2 separate regions of the Homo sapiens genome follow, and region 2 is linked to region 1. The links are chromatin loops, found by intact Hi-C in ENCODE. Cell type or tissue: CD4-positive, alpha-beta T cell. All regions are shown on one strand.

Region 1 (2,500 bases):
ACCTATGAAGTCAATGGCCTCGTTGAACCAGGAGCTGATGTCTGCCTTGTGGTTGTCCTCCACAGGGATGCTCTTGTACTGGTAGTGACCCTCAAAATGGTTGGGACAATTGGCTGAGACGTTGATCAAGGCAGTGATGCCCAAGGCATCCAGCATGTCCTTGCGGGAAGCGTGATACGCACTGCCCAGGTACAGAAAGGGCAGGATTTCCACCGGGCCACCCTGAAATCCAGAAATATCCAACATTCATCAAGCTTGCTCAAAGCCAAGGCCAGTGCCCATACCCACAAAAACTTTCTGCTGGAAAAGTCAATTTCAGATACCGAGTGAACTCAGTTCTGTTGCTGGAGGATAAATAAATAGGGAACTAAGCCCATTTGCCTGGGCAGGACCAGCAAGTTCATTTCCGTAGAGCCTACAATTGGAGACTCGGCTCCGTCAGACCACTTAACTGTGGAATAAATCATATCCCTGTGTCCCCTCCGTTATAAATAATGCTGCAGGTCACTTTCTATATTCTCCCTGGCACTACTCTTCCATGCCTTTGCCAGTTCTTACTTCTTCCCTGTGGCAGGGACACCTACTAACCTGATCGTAGAGTGGGGTACTGCAGGAACTGCACCCAGATTCCGCGCTGTCAGGGACGCTAGTACTCAGGGGAAGGCTGAGCCCCATGGGGGTCGACTGTTTGCTGCACAGCTCCGGGCAGGAAGCCGAAAACGCTTCGTATCCTCCTGGGAATACAAAGACATTTTTTTTCCCCATTAGTGACACCGGGACACGGCACCTTCATACAACTCCCCCACCCACCAAGGGCTGGAAGTTTACATCGGAAAGGCCCAGGCAAGTCTTTGTTTCCAGAGCCAAACAAAGCCAATGACAAGTTCCAGAGATAAATGTACTCCAGCGCCCACGCGCTGCAGGTGGGGCGATCCCCCGGGAGCCGAGAGCCAGGGGTACCGGGCAAAACCTCAGGGGTGTGCGGCCCGCCCCGAGCTTCCCCGAGGGCGTACCTTTGAGGAAGAAGACTTGCGCGGCGCGCGCCTCGCGGCAGAGCGCGCCGGCCGCCAGGGCCAGGGTGCCGTCGCGCTTGGCGCCGTCCAGGGCGGCGCTGCGCTCGTCCAGCAACACCACGGCGTGGTAGGCGCCGGCCAGCAGGCGGCCGCGGAGCTCGGCGTTGGGCACGATGTGCTCCAGGCCCATGGCGCCCTTGGCCCGGCGCCGCACGATGGTGCTGAAGCGCACGTTGACAGAGCCGGCGATGTGGCCGGCGTTGAAAGCGAAGAAGGAGCGGCAGTCCAGCAGCAGGCATTGCGCCGCTCGCTCCCCCAGCAGCGCCCGCAGGCCTCCAGCGTCCAGGGTGCCCACTTCCATGACCATGGCCGGCCTCAGCGCCCCCAGCGTGATCGGCCCTGCGGTGCTCTTTGTCTGTTCTCGGGGCCAAGGGCAGGGCGGCGCTTTTCGAGGAAAAGCTAGACCCCCGGGTCTCTCTGCGCCGAACCAAAAGCCGCTTTTGGACTGAGAGAGGAGCGTCACGCGGGGCTCCGGGCTCCTCGGCTTCTTCGCGGTTCCCCCGACTGCCCCTCCGACCCGCGTCGCACACACAGCCCAAATGTCCTTCGCAGCGAGCCTGGCCCGGGGAGCGCGTTTATATGCGGCCTCTGGGGGACGGGGCGGGCCAGACCCGCGCGCAGGGGGAGGGGGGGTGTTTGTTTGAATGGTGATCACGTGACGGGGCGGTGACGTCACCCGCCCTGCCAGGCCAGGCGCCGCCGAGCCAGAGGGGGAGACGTCATCAGCCTCGGAGCTGGGTCCGCTCGCCGCGCGCTGGCTCGCGGCCCGGCCCCCGCCCTGCTGTCCGGCCTGCTCTTGGCGCGTCCCCAGGGACCGGACCCGCGCCGCGCTCCAGGCCCAGCGGGGAGGAGGAGGGCTCGCTGCCAGCTGAGGCTGACCTCCGGGATGCGAGCGGCCGGGAGAACGGGCGACGTGCCACCTGCCTTGGCCTCGCCGCTCCTCCCTCTCTCCCTCCCCGAGTCCCCTTCCCCGTGCCCCTCGGCCGCCGACCTGAACCGAAAGGGGCTTCCTGTGCTTTTGCATACTCTTGTGCCCCTTTTCCTCATTTCCTCATCACTAACAGGCGGGGAAACTGAGGTTCCCCAGGCGAAGCGACTGACTTGCCCAGAACCACACTACTGGGGTGGGGGCAGCAAATAGGCGCCTAAGATGAAGTTTAGAGAAAAATGAACAACTCTGCCGATAGAAAAGTCGTCCCTACCAAGACCGACTCGAGCGAGTTGGGGCGGAGAGGTTCAGGGCAATGCTTTCCTGTTTCCCAGACTTTTCTTTAAGGTGGCTTTAAAATATCTACATTTGCCATGAAAGTGTGAGCAAGCAAACTCCCACCGGGAAATAATGCTATTCCTAGTCTTGTGGCCCCCGGAAGACTTGGAGCCAAGGGAGGCAGGTCAGGGGGCTGAAATCCCGGTGAGGGGTCGCAAGG
Region 2 (2,500 bases), 600 kb before region 1:
AGAGAGAGCAACAAACTGAGGCTGATCCCAGAACGCTTTACATCCCTCCACCCAGAAGCACCCTGCAGTGTAACAGGCAAGGGAGGAGTTCAGGGCCTCAAGGCAATCTGCCTCTGTCAAGCCCCAGGAAGGGGAAGATCAGCTTAAGTCACCCCACAGAAATGGCAACAATCACAGTAACAGCCACATTTACATCTTGTGTGTGAGGCAGGACAGTGAGGGCTGGCCACAAGCATCAATGTTCGCAAAGTCGGGGCAAAGGGCTGTTTTGATTTAGACGTCACAGCTCAAGATGCTGAGGATCAGAGGGGTGAGGTGACTTGCCCAAAGTCACACAGCCAACAGGCAGGGAAGCTAGGAGGAAGCTCAGAACTGATTCCAGCGCCACATCATAACCACAATGCGGCCTCCCGAGTGTAGCCACGTCATAACCACAATGCGGGGCCTGTCCAGGGAGAGGCAACAAGCGAGGCCCGGCATTCACTCACTCATCCTTTCAATTGCTCAGCAGGTATTTTTTGTTGTTGTTGTTGTTTAATTTTTTTTTGAGACGGCGTTTCACTCTTGTTGACCAGGCTGGAGTGCAGTGGCGCAATCTCAGCTCACTGCAACCTCCGCCTTTCGGGTTCAAGCTATTCTTCTGCCTCAGCCTCCTGAGTAGCTGGGATTACAGGCGCGCACCATCACGCCCAGCCAATTTTTGTATTTTTAATAGAGATGGCGTTTCACCATATTGGCCAGGCTGGTCTCGAACTCTTGACCTCAGATGATCCACCCGCCTCGGCCTCCCAAAGTGCTGGGATTACAGGTATGAGCGAGCCACTGCACGCCTGCAGCTCAGCAGTTATGAACTGAACATCTACCCTCCGCGGGCCCTGTTCCAAATGCAGGGGACACAAAGATCACTCCTTGTCCTCAGGGACTTCACATCTGCTGGAGGGGACAGAAAATAAAGAAGGAGAAACACAAGAGAATCCCAGTTTGTAACAACAGCCCTGAAGGAAATCTACAGGCAGCTGCCACCATGGTCAGGGAGCGGTGGTCGGGACAGGCCTCTCTGAGGAGGGAATCTGAGTTGAGACCCGGAGAATGAGGAGGAGCCAGCTGTACAGAGTCACAGGTAGACTGGCAGGCAGGGGACCCGCCAGCGCAATGGCAATGGTCCGGAAGCAGAAAGGAGCTGCGCTTCCCTCAGCTCCTCCCAGAGGCACCACTGGCCTCCACCACCCTGCACCACCTGACCCAGGCTGGCTGGAGTTAACTCTTCAGTCACCAGTGCATTGGTAAAGTCCCTCCTCGTCCCCATCCTTCTCCCCAAGTCTTAGTGTCTAATTCTGGCTCTGGTATAGCCTGTTTTTTCTTGTTATTGTTGTTTTCAGACAACCTGCTTTTCAGTCAGGGTCTTGCCCTGTCACCCAGACTGGAGTGCAGTGGTGTGATCACAGCTCACTGCAGCCTTGAATTCCTGGCCTCAAGTGATCCTCCTGCCTCAGCCTCCAGAGCAGCTAGGACTAGATTTGGTGCCACCACGCCTGGCTAATTTTTTAAATTTTTTGGAAGAGATGGAGTCTTCCTATGTTTCCTAGGCTGGTCGTGAACTCCTAGCCACCCGAAGTGCCAGCCCTGCTATAGTCTGTTAGTATGAAAAAATCGGTAAGCTATGGGGGGAGAAGGGAAAAAATGCATCACAGGGGAAGCAGAGAGAAAGGGGAAGAGAAAGAGTGAAGTGGAAGGTGAGTATGGTGGAGAGAGGGAGAAGGGAGAAGGAAGCCTTTCAGCACTCACCCTCCCTGCTCTGCTGACAAGACCCAGAGACACCCTGCACTGCAGGCTGCTGCGGTCCCAGCAGCCCCACCCACCAGGGTGCCAGGAGGGGCCCCAGGAGCACTCAGCTTCCCCGCCCTGACACCCGCCCTTTTCCCCTGCCACTTCCTGTGCTAGTCCTGCCTGCACCCCTCACCACTTCCTCTGCATGAGAGGCCACCATCCATCGCCATCCAGCTGAGGCACGCTTGCAAAGAAGGGTGACATTCCTGGGCACAGAGACCACAAGGCCAAGAGTAGACACCGCACTGAAGCGACCGTGGACTGCCCAACAAGCCCGTTTGTCTTTCTCTCTGTGCTATGCAAGAGAAAAGAGACACGCTCCTGGCCAGAAAGATCTGGATGCAAGTCCCAGCCCTGCCAAAAAAAAGCTATGTGACCCTGAGTAAGTCACTGTACCTCTCTGGGTCTCTGCTTCATCAGGTGTGGAGTGAGGATATCCCCCTACCTTTCATGGGGATACGAGAAGAATAAATGATGGACATGTAGGAACTGAGCAAAAGTCAACTCCCTACTCATCTATCTTGTTCACTTTGGAACCCACAGGGCCTGGCACAAGTAGGTGCTCAATAAACAATCTAGAGCTAACACTTACATGACTTCTTCCAGTGTCCTAGACTAAGTGGTTTCCATGGGTTGTCTCATTTCATCTTCCAACAGCCCTATGTGATTGTAC

Evidence for each region. Peaks named below come from ENCODE experiments on the same cell type or tissue, not always from the same donor. Only the 100,000 strongest peaks of a DNase experiment are listed, where the experiment ranks them.
Region 2: a loop joins it to region 1, with 5 times the contacts of the local background. A loop is called at or near these places in 9 of 110 quality-filtered maps.

What each region holds. Positions count from the first base shown.
Region 1 is chr5:172,769,573-172,772,072 of GRCh38, forward strand. It overlaps DUSP1 (dual specificity phosphatase 1), which reads right to left and starts at 1,623. Exons shown (of 4, transcript NM_004417.4): 1 at 1,014-1,623; 2 at 589-734; 3 at 3-222. The coding sequence starts at 1,380. RefSeq lists silencers at 971-1,080, 1,621-2,070 and enhancers at 1,110-1,871, 1,181-1,450, 1,872-2,500, 2,098-2,500. In CD4-positive, alpha-beta T cell, a CTCF peak has its summit at 1,224; DNase peaks (open chromatin) are centred at 189, 739, 1,719 and 2,249; H3K4me3 peaks cover 2,500 bases; H3K27ac peaks cover 2,426 bases.
Region 2 is chr5:172,173,642-172,176,141 of GRCh38, forward strand. The region is part of intron 1 of STK10 (serine/threonine kinase 10); the gene reads right to left. Among named protein-coding and RNA genes, the nearest start is that of STK10, 13 kb to the right of the region's middle. RefSeq lists a silencer at 1,630-1,856. In CD4-positive, alpha-beta T cell, CTCF peaks have their summits at 1,270 and 1,472; DNase peaks (open chromatin) are centred at 360, 1,190 and 1,900; H3K4me3 peaks cover 2,500 bases; H3K27ac peaks cover 2,322 bases.